2 separate regions of the Homo sapiens genome follow, and region 1 is linked to region 2. Evidence: chromatin contacts called from ENCODE Hi-C or POLR2A ChIA-PET data. All regions are on one chromosome and are shown on one strand. The core of a region is the stretch at or near the end of the contact, and the rest is flanking DNA. Distances in the headings are between cores, read along the strand shown.

Region 1 (4,731 bases), core at 586-3,085, 78 kb before region 2:
CTGGGCTCACTGCAACCTCCGCCTCTTGGGTTCAAGTGATTCTCCTGCCTCATCCTCCTGAGTGGCTGGGATTACAGGCATGCACCACCACGCCCCGCTAATTTTTGTATTTTTAGTAGAGACAGGGTTTCGCCATGTTGGTCAGGCTGGTCTCAAACTCCTGACCTCAGGTGATCTGCCTGGGATTACAGGCGTGAGCCACCTGCCCAGCCCCATTTCATTTTTTTTAGAGACAGGGTCTCACTCTGTCACCCAGGCTGGAGTGCAGTAGTGGGATCACGGCTCACTGCAGCCTTGAACTCCCGGGTTCAAGTGATCCTCCCACCTCAGCCTCCCGAGTAGCTGGGACTACAGGTGTGCGGCACCACACCTGGCTAATTTTTGTATTTTTGGTAGAGACAGAGTCTCACCCATGTTACCCAGGATCCTGGGCTCAAGCAATCCACCTGCCTCAGCCTCCCAAAGTGTTGGGATTACAGGCATAAACCACTGCACCCGGCTAACTTTCTTTTTGAATTTTTTTGTAGAGGTGGAGTCTCGCTATGCTGCCCAGGCTTGTCTTGAACTCCTGGGCTCAAGTGATCCTCCCACCTTGTCCTTTTTAAATGTTTTAACCACCTCTCCCACTCTCCTTCCCACACTCTCATGCAGCCTTTCATGCATCGAATATGCATTTATTGAGCACCTACTAGGTCCAGGAACTGTTCAAAGTGCCACTGCATATCAAGGCAGGCACATCTACCCTCACAGAGCTCCCAGTCTGGTTCAGGGAGACCAACAGTAAGCGAGAAAATAACCCAAGATCATTTCAGAGAATGAAAAGTAACGTGAAAGCCATGAGCCGGGGGCTGTGTGGCTCTGAGAGACTGGCTGGGAAGGGGCTACAGGGGACCACGGTGGTCAAGGGAGGCCTTTGGGGACAGGAGGTAACATTGAGCTGAGACCTAAAGGAGCTGAGGGAGGAGGCTGGGTGGAGATCAGGGAGGAAAGCTTCTGGAAGGTGAAGCCACCTGCCCAAAGGCCCTGGGGCAGGACTGCGCCTGGTGAGCTGGAGGAACAGTAAGGAAGCCCATGTGGCTGGATAACCGTTAGGAGGGGGAGAAAGGAAGAAGGTGTGTGGTGGTACAGGGTGTGAGGTTGGGATCCTGGGTGTCAGGGAAGAGTTTGGGGTGTCAGGGAGGAATTTGGGGTGTCTGGGAGGAATCTGGGGTATTCGGGAGGGATCCTGGGTGTTGGGGAAGAATCCAGGGTGTCAGAGAGGGGTCCTGGGTGTCACGGAGGAATTTGGGGTATCAGGGAGGGACCTTGGGTGTCAGGGAGAAATTCAGGGCGTTGAGAGAAATATGGGGTGTGAGGTAGGAAGCTTGGGTGTCAGGAATTTGGGGTGAGAAGGAATATGGGGTTTCAGGTAGGAATCCTGGGTGTTGGGGAGGAATCTGGGGTGTCCGGGAGGAATCTGGGGTTTGGGGGAGGGGTCAGGCTGTCGGGGAGGAAGCCAGGGTGCTGGGGAGGATCCCGACAGTGGGGGAGGATCTGGGCCACCAGCGCGGGGAGCTGGAGGTTGAGGGGAACGTCAACCTCCCAACGCGCGGCGCCAGGCCCCCTCCTCCGCACCGGGGCCCTAAGAGGGAGGCCAGGTGGCCTGGAGCCCTGGCGAGCGGCACGGGCTCAGGGCCACCCCCCACACCCCCGACACCTTCTCCACCTCAGGCCCGTCCTCGCCCCTTCCCCACCTACCAGGGATCCGGGGCTGCCGGCTGCGCCACTGGGTCCTGGGGTCCTGGGGGCTGGGGCTTCTGCGGAGTTGCCCGCGGACCGTAGCGCGCTGAGGGCGCTGGCTCCACCCCGCGGCCCGCGCCCTGGGAAGGAAGCGCGCCGCCCCTTCCGCGTCCCGGGTGGGTGTGGGACGTGAGGTCACGGTTTCGGAGTCCTGCCCCGCAGCACCGGGAAAGTCCCCGGGTCGCCCCGCACCCATGCGCTCTCTTCCCAACCCTTGCGGTCACGTTCAGCAAGTGTGAGCACCTACTGTCTGCAGGGGGCCAGAAGAACTCGCATCTGCTCTCGGGGAGCCCACAGTCATCTGGGCGGGGGTCCCAGATGAGAAAGTAATCACAATTGTAAAGTGGGATCATCTCCGTTAGTGATAGGTGCTTTCCAGGAAATAAATGTAGCAGCTGTTTTTATTTTATTTCTCTTATTTTATTTGTTTGTTTGTTTATTTATTTTTTTATTTATTTTCCGAGACGGAGTTTCGCTCTTGTTGCCCAGGCTGGAGTGCAATGGCGCAATCTCAGCTCACTGCAACCTCCGCCTCCCGGGTCCAAGCAATTCTACTGCCTCAGCTTCCTGAGTAACTGGGATTACAGGCATGTGCCACCACACCTGGCTAATTTTGTATTTTTAGTAGAGATGGAGTTTCTCCACCTTGGTCAGCGTGGTCTCGAACTCCCAACTTCAGGTGATCCACCTGCCTTGGCCTCCCAAAGTGCTGGGATTACAGGTGTGAGCCACCGTGTCCGGCCTCCCTTTTTTTTTTTTTTTTTTTTAGTTGGAGTCTTACTCTGTGGCCTAGGCTGGAGTGCGGTAGTGCGACCTCGGCTCACTGCAACCTCCACCTCATGGGTTCAAGCGATTCTCCTGCCTCAGCCTCCTGAGTAGCTGGGATTACAGGCACGTGCCACCACACCTGGCTAATTTTTGTATTTTTAGTTGAGATGGGGTTTCACCATGTTGGCCAGGCTGGTCTCGAACTCTTGACCTCAGGTGATCTGCCCGCCTCGGCCTCCCAAAGTGCTGGGATTACAGGCGTGAGCCGCTGCGCCCGGCCTAATTTTATGATTATAATAATTATTATTATTTGAAACGGGGTCTCCCTATATTACCCAGGCTGCTTTCAAACTTCCAGGCTCAAGCAATCCTCCCGCCTCGGCCTCTCAAAGTGCTAGGATTACAGGTGTGAGCCACCGCACCTGGCCTATATTATTTTTATCACCACATTAAATAAGATCTAATAATCACAGTGATTTTGCCGTGGTGACAAGTGTCAGATGTGTTTCTGGTTGCAATGCAATCTGAAAGTATCTGTGGTTTTTATTAGGGACAAACGGACAAAGTCCCAGGTCCTGTGGTTGTCTTCATTAATAATTGAGGGAATGGTAATTATCAGTTAGAGTCAGTGAAAATAAAGATGTGAAATTTTTTTCCTCCATCAGAATTCACAGACACCCTGAACACCCCTAAGAGGCTCAGGGACCCCAGGCTGAAGTTCACCTAAAAGTTCTTGTAGGGAGATAGCAATGGAAGTTATGTTGATGTCAAATCCCCCACAGTTCCCCTTATTGAGTACTTCTCTCCAGTGAGGGAGAAATTTTATTGAGCACTGACTGTGTTCCAGGAACGTCTAGGCTCTGGGAATACAGTAGCGGGGAAGACAGAAATGGTCTTACCCTTCAGGGTCTCCAGGGCTGGTGGGGGAGAGAAAGTTAAACACATCCTCCTGGCCTCTCTGTCTCCCACCCCAAAATTACCAATTCAAGGAGTGTCTCATAGGTGCTTGTACCCATGCAAAACTGTGCCCAGACTTTTTTTTTTTTTTTTTTTTTGAGACAGAATCTCACTCAGTCACCAGGCTGGAGTGCAGTGGTGCAATCTCGGCTCACTGCAACCTCAGCCTCCCGGGTTCAAGCGATCCTCCTGCCTCAGCCTCCCGAGTAGCTGGGACTACAGGTGCATGCCCCCATGCCTGGCTAATTTTTGTATTTTTAGTAGAGATGGAGTTTCACCATGTTGGCAAGGATGGTCTCGATCTCTTAACCTCGTGATCCACCCGCTCAGCCTCCCAAAGTGCTGGGATTACAGGCGTGAGCCACTGCACCCGGCTTTTTTTTTTTTTTTAGAGATGGGATTTCACTCTGTCGCACAGGCCGGAGTGGAGTGGCGCCATCATAGCTCAAAGCAGCCTCCAATTCTGGGCCTCAAGCGATCCTCCTGCCTGAGCCTCCCAAGTAGCTGGGACTACAGGCACGCAACACTGTGTTGAATTATTTTTTACATTTTTCTTTTAGAGACAGGGTCTCACTATGTTACCCAGACTGGTCCCCGACTCCTAGCTTTAAGAGATTGTCCCAATTTGGCCTCCCAAAGTGGTGGGATTACAGACATGAATCACCGTGACTGGGCTTTGCTGGTCAACTGATCAATGTCCTTTTTTTTTTTTTTTTTTTTTTTTTGAGACAGGGTCTTAATCTGCCACCCAGGCTGGAGTGTAGTGGTGTGATCACTAATCACTGTAGCCTTGACCTCCTGGTCTCAAGCGATCCTCCCACCTCAGCCTCCCAAGTAGCTGGGACTGCAGGTGCATGCCACCATGCCTGGCTAATGTAATTTTTTTTTTCTTTTGTAGAGATGATGTCTTTCTATGTTGACCAGGCTGGTTTCAAACTCCTGGCCTCAAGCAATCCTCCTGCCTTGGCTTCCCAAGGTGTTGGAATTACAGGCGTGAGCCACCATGCCTGGCTTGATCAATGTCTTAAAACAACCGTTTCTCCATCAAAATGGGTTTGATGGTTCCCATTTTACAGATGAGAGAACAGGCTCAGAGAAGGTAATGGCTGAAGAATTCAGAATTCCAGGGCTGCAGATGGGTGAATTTGGCCACTTGCAGAGAGGTGCAGTTGCCCCCTCTCTTCTTCAGTGAAAGAAACAGGCCGGGTGCGGTGGCTCATGCCTGTA
Region 2 (5,297 bases), core at 1,917-4,416:
ACTGGAGCCCTCAATCAACAGTCCTCAGTATCTTTTCTGCAGGGAGGGCTAGATACCTCCTCTGTGACACTTAACTTCCATTATCCAAGGTGCTTAGGCTGTGCCCCTCACCACGTGTACATGAAGAATGCATGCCCAGCCAATCACAGTGGCTCATGCCTGTAATCCCAGCACTTTGGGAAGTCCAGGCGGGCAGATCACCTAAGGTCAGGAGTTTGAGACCAGCCTGGCCAATGTGGTGAAACCCCATCTCTACTAAAAATAAAAAATTAGCCGGACATGGTGGTGCGGACCTCTAGTTCCTGCTACTGGGGAGGCTGAGGCAGAAGAATTGCTTGAACCCAGGAGGTGGAGGTTGCGGAGAGCCAAGATCATACCACTGCACTGCAGGCTGGGCACCAAAGCAAGACTCCATCTCAAAAAGAAAAAGAAAAAAAGAAAAAGAAAAATGTATTCCCTCTTTCAGCCACGTTGAGTTTTCGCAACAGCGCTACAAACAGATGATGTGTTCTGATAGAAATAGGCTAGGTTCCTGCAGCAGGTGCTGTCATTTTGGAAGAGCTCAAGCCGTCTCACACCCTCAGGTGGGCCTGCTCATACCTGTGGTGTGGGTTCTACCTGGCTGATGGCTGAGGGTCTAGAATTGTGTGCAGTAGCGTTGATCGTGTACTGAGGTTGCAAACAGTGAACAGCACCATCTGGACATCGTGGATTAGAATGCAGGAGCTTCCCAAGGCTGCTATGACAAAGGACCACAAACTCAGTGGCTGCAAAACACACATTTATTTATTTGTTGATAGAGCCTTGCTCTGTCACCCAGGTGGGAGTACACTGGCTCGATCTTGGCTCACTGCAACCTCCGTCTCCTGGGTTCAAGTGATTCTCCTGCCTCAATCTCCTGAGTAGCTGGGATTATAGGCACACACCACCCTGCCCAGCTAATTTTTTTTTTTGAGACACAGTCTCGCTCTGTTGTCCAGGCTGAAGTGCAGTGGCACGATCTCTGCTCACTGGAACCTCCGCTTCCCAGGTTCAAGCAATTCTCTGCCTCAGCTTCCCGAGTAGCTGGGATTACAGGCGCCGGCCACCACACCTGGCTAATTTTTGTATTTTTAGTAGAGATGGGGTTTCACCATGTTGACCAGGCTAGTCTGGCGACTCCTGACCTCCAGTTATCTGCCTGCCTCGGCCTCCCAAAGTACTGGGATTACACGTGTGAGCCACCACGCCCGGCCCACACATTTATCATCTTACAGTTTGGGAGGTCAGAAGTCTGAAATAAATTTTAGGGGCAGGGCGGGTTCTAGGAGTCTTTCTTGCTTTTTCTAGCCACCAGAGGCTGCCCATCTTCCTTGCCTCTTGGCCTGATCTTTTTTTTTTTTTTTTTTTTTTTTTGAGACTGAGTTTTGCTTTTGTTGCCCAGGCTGGAGTGCAATGGCGCGATCTTGGCTCACCACAACCTCTGCCTCCTGGGTTCAAGCGATTCTCCTGCCTCAGCCTCCCGAGTAGCTGGGATTACAGACATGTGCCACCACGCCAGGCTAATTTTGTGTTTTTAGTAGAAACGGGGTTTCTCCATGTTAGTCAGGCTGGTCTCGAACTCCTGACCTCAGGTGATCTGCCTGCCTCGGCCTCCCAAAGTGCTGGGATTACAGGTGTGAGCCAACGCGCCCGGCCCTTGGCCTGATCATTGTAAAGCCTGCTTCCACTTTCCCATCTCCTTTGACTTTGACCTTTTGTATCCCTTTTTCACTTATTAGGACCTTTTAAGGACATTGTGCCCACCTGGATCACCCAGGAGACGCTCCCCAACTCAAAATCATTAACTGAATCACACCTGCAAAGTTGCAAAGTCCTTTTAGCTGTGTAAGGCACTGTATTCACAGATCCTGGGGGCGAGGACGTGGGGGTCTAGAGACGCATATCTTCGGGGGCCATGATCTGTCTCCTATATTAGGGACATAGCAGAAGTCCCACTGACCAGATAGAGGAGACTTAATAGAGTGACGAAGAAACTGTAAAAAGCTAAGTGGGAACTCAACATTTTTCTGCTCACAGCTCTCAAGGGAAAGACCAAAGTCCTCCCCGGTGGCCTTCAAGGTATTATATATCACCCCTCTGACCTCAACTCCCCCTCCCCTTTGCTCAGTGGGCCCCAACCACACCAGCCCCTTCCTGCTCCCTGGACACCTCTAAGCCTTTTCCGGCCTCTGGGTTTGACTTTCCCTCCTAGACCCATCTGTCCTTGGAGTCTCATCTCCGATTCCAGCTCAAATGTCATCTTCTCTGAGAGGCCCACCGCAGTGGCCCCAGTGAGAGAGTATCCTCTCTCCCCGCCTCCCACCACATGGCTGCTGGTCACTCTCCTATAAGGAATCATCTGAAATTATCTGCTTTAGTTATTCATTTCTTGCCTGTCTCCCCCAGATAGGAATTTTCCCTCCCTGAGACCACCAACTGGGTCTGCCATGTACACCGCTGGGTTCTGCAGCTCTGAGCAACCTGTCCGGCTGCTTTGTAGGTGCCCAGCACAGGTCACTCCTGTGCCCGCCAGGACTGGTCAGAGTGGAACAGACAGGGCGGAGGGGGCAGGGCAGCCCTGCCCGCCTGGACAGCCTGGAGAAGGCGGGAAAACGAGGCGGGAAAAGACAGCAAACAAGCCCTGCGGGTGGGTAGAGTGGGGAGCCCTGGCAGGCCCTGACGCCAGGCAGTGGGGCTTGGGGCGATCGGGCGAGCCATCAGGGTGCAGGTGGTCTCCTAGGGGCCCCCCACATTCCCTCGCAGTATTTACACATTGATTCCGGCCTTCTTAGACCTACTGGTCAATGCGTGCGAGTGGGGGGCTGCGAACGGACTTGGACTTAAGAGTTCAGGGGGTCTGTACCCTGGGGGTCCCCAAGGCTCCTGGGGTGTCCACGTGCGGGGGGTGACCAGGCCCTGCCACGCAGCCCCTTTGCACGCTGGGCGCGCCCAGCAGAGCGCGCAGGGCTGGGCGGAGCCGTGGCCCACTAGGCGGAGGCGCCGTGGACAGAGGCGGGGGCGCCCCCCACCCTCTTTCTCGCTTCCCGCCACTGCGTCGGCCAATCAGGAGGCAGGCGCCCGCCCCCGGCACGGCCTCCTGCGGCCCCGCAACTCCCAAATGCCGAGTTTTCGCGGGAAAAAAATCAGAGCAGCTGGCAGCGCGGCGGGCAGCGTTTGCCGAGCGGGCGCTCCGGGTCGCACGCAAGTCCGCGCGGGGTCCGGGCCACGCACGCGGTTTCATCGCCATCCCCAGCCGGGCCACGCGCGCAGGCAGACAAGCTGTTCGCGGCGACCGGAGAGGTGAGCGGGCGGGCCGGGTCGGGGTGCCAGCCCGGGCCGGGCGCACGGGGCTCGGGAACTTTGCAAAACTTTCCCGCGCGGCCAGCCCGGGCGCACGCATGTCCCGCACTCTGTCCCGGGATCCAGGGCCTCCCCTTCCACCTAACCCTCGGGAATCGTTCCCCGGCACACATCCGGCTGGAGCCGGGACCAGCGCTGCGTCCCCGGAGCCCGGCGGGGGGTCGAGCGCGCCGGGTGGGGGAGGGCCTGGCGAGCCGCCGGGGAGGATGTCAGGCTCCGCGCCTGCGCGCGGGGCGCCCCGCGATTCAATTGTCGCGCCCGAGCCCGATTTCGCGCGCCCTGAGTTCCCCGGGAGCATCTGGGCCAATGGGGAGCGAGCGGGGCGGGGCGGCCGGGTGCTGCGGAGCCAATAAGAGGCGGCTCAAGTGAAGGGGGGCGGGACTTGACGAGCGGGGGCCCCCTCTGTAGTCCCGGCGGCGGGGGTGGGCGTGGGCTCGCTGGCGCGACCCGCGCGGGCCAGTGGGAGTGCGGGAGGGACGCCGAGGGTCCAGGGTTTGGAGGGGCGCGAGCTGCCGGGGGTTGGAGGTCGAGGTGAGTCGCGGGGCGCGCGCGCTCGCGGGTGGCCGGGACGGGGCGGCCGGTTACCATGGCCACCGCGGGGCGGGCCCGGTCGCGCACGCGCGCGGGGGGGGCCGGCAAGGAGGGGGGGCGTGGGCACCGAGGGGTCCCGGGGTCCGCGGATCTCGGGTGGGGTTTTTCCCTCTCAGTGGCACTTGGTTGAGTTCCCCCGGGACTTCTGAAGTTCCGGCCCGCGCTGGACTTCTGGGATTCCCTCTTCCGTAAATAGGAATCCGAGGAATGAATGAATCAATGAATGAATGAATAAACGAACCAACTCGGCCACTTGGCCCGGGCCTCCTTTCTCCTCTGGTCGTGGGGAAGGAGGGATGGGTTGGACCTTCTGCTTTTCTTTCAATTCCCTCTTTTCATTCTCCTTCCTCCTCAATCTTCAACACTTGGCTAGTCGTTAATGCCTTAAGTGCTTAATTTGTTGTGTCTGGTCCTGGCCAGGGTCTGGCTGTACAGGAGGACTGGAAGGGCATCCTGGGAGTTTCCTGGTGTCCACAGGCCGGACAAAAGCAACCCCGACTCCTTAGAGCATGGCATGGCTCAGAGGTGCTGGTAAAACTGATGGGGGTTTTTGCTGTCCCTCCCCTCAGCGCCGACACCATGTGGATCCAGGTTCGGACCATGGACGGGAGGCAGACCCACACGGTGGACTCGCTGTCCAGGCTGACCAAGGTGGAGGAGCTGAGGCGGAAGATCCAGGAGCTGTTCCACGTGGAGCCAGGCCTGCAGAGGCTGTTCTACAGGGGCAAACAGGTACACCCGCCGCCAGCACCTTTGTTCTATGCCTGGTCCAGGCCTCGCGCCTCTGCAGCCACCAGCCGATACTTTCTCCCTCCCACCTCCCCCCCCAACAACCTCGTCCGGTCCCACTTCATCTCTCCCGGAAGGAGAAGTCCACAGAAACCTCAAATGCCTGCGAGAGGAAGGAACAAAGGGAGGACTCACAGATTGACACGCTGGGCTGGCGGCTGGCCCTCGAATCTATAGGGTCTGGGCTTTTAAACTTCTTTTTTCAAAGCTCCGCCTCAAAATAATGGCTAGAGAAAGAAGTTTTGGAGGTGGCCGATGGAAGGCTGAGGAATTTTCGAGAAAGGGCCCAGGACCATCTGGTAGCTAGGACGGAGGGGACCAGGTTTTCTTTTTTAAACATCCACCACCAATTGCTCTCAGCCTGTACCGGTTAAGCATCAGACCCTGCGAGTGTTTGTTTCTAAAAATTTGGATTAGCTTATTCAGAGTCTGGAGATGGCGCTTGCTAATCAGGAATTTCCGCCACCCTGAGCCTGCTGTGCTGCGGCTGCTGCTGACCTGGGGCGTGTGGTCCCCGAGGGGTCCACCGACCCTCG

The links. Hi-C counts contacts between places; a loop is a spot of excess contacts on that map. ChIA-PET counts read pairs that join two places held with the same protein, here RNA polymerase II (POLR2A). Pooled maps may share reads with other maps.
Region 1: a pooled map shows a loop between it and region 2 (8-fold over the local background). The contact joins the promoter of TICAM1 here to the promoter of UHRF1 in region 2. A Hi-C loop is called at or near these places in 63 of 168 maps with a recorded cell type or tissue (A673, CD4-positive, alpha-beta T cell, CD4-positive, alpha-beta memory T cell and 42 more), 13 of 37 single-sample maps with no recorded cell type and 27 of 50 pooled maps. POLR2A ChIA-PET finds 5 or more read pairs at or near these places in 27 of 52 experiments (A549, AG04449, AG04450 and 24 more).

Annotation. Positions count from the first base shown.
Region 1 is chr19:4,829,877-4,834,607 of GRCh38, forward strand. It overlaps TICAM1 (TIR domain containing adaptor molecule 1), which reads right to left and starts at 1,836. Exons shown (of 2, transcript NM_182919.4): 1 at 1,738-1,836. RefSeq lists silencers at 1,553-1,672, 1,683-1,972.
Region 2 is chr19:4,906,335-4,911,631 of GRCh38, forward strand. UHRF1 (ubiquitin like with PHD and ring finger domains 1) reads left to right here and starts at 3,167. Exons shown (of 17, transcript NM_001048201.3): 1 at 3,167-3,321; 2 at 4,542-4,704. The coding sequence starts at 4,552. It also overlaps a transcript of ARRDC5 not described here. RefSeq lists an enhancer at 2,200-3,106 and silencers at 2,926-3,005, 3,506-4,025.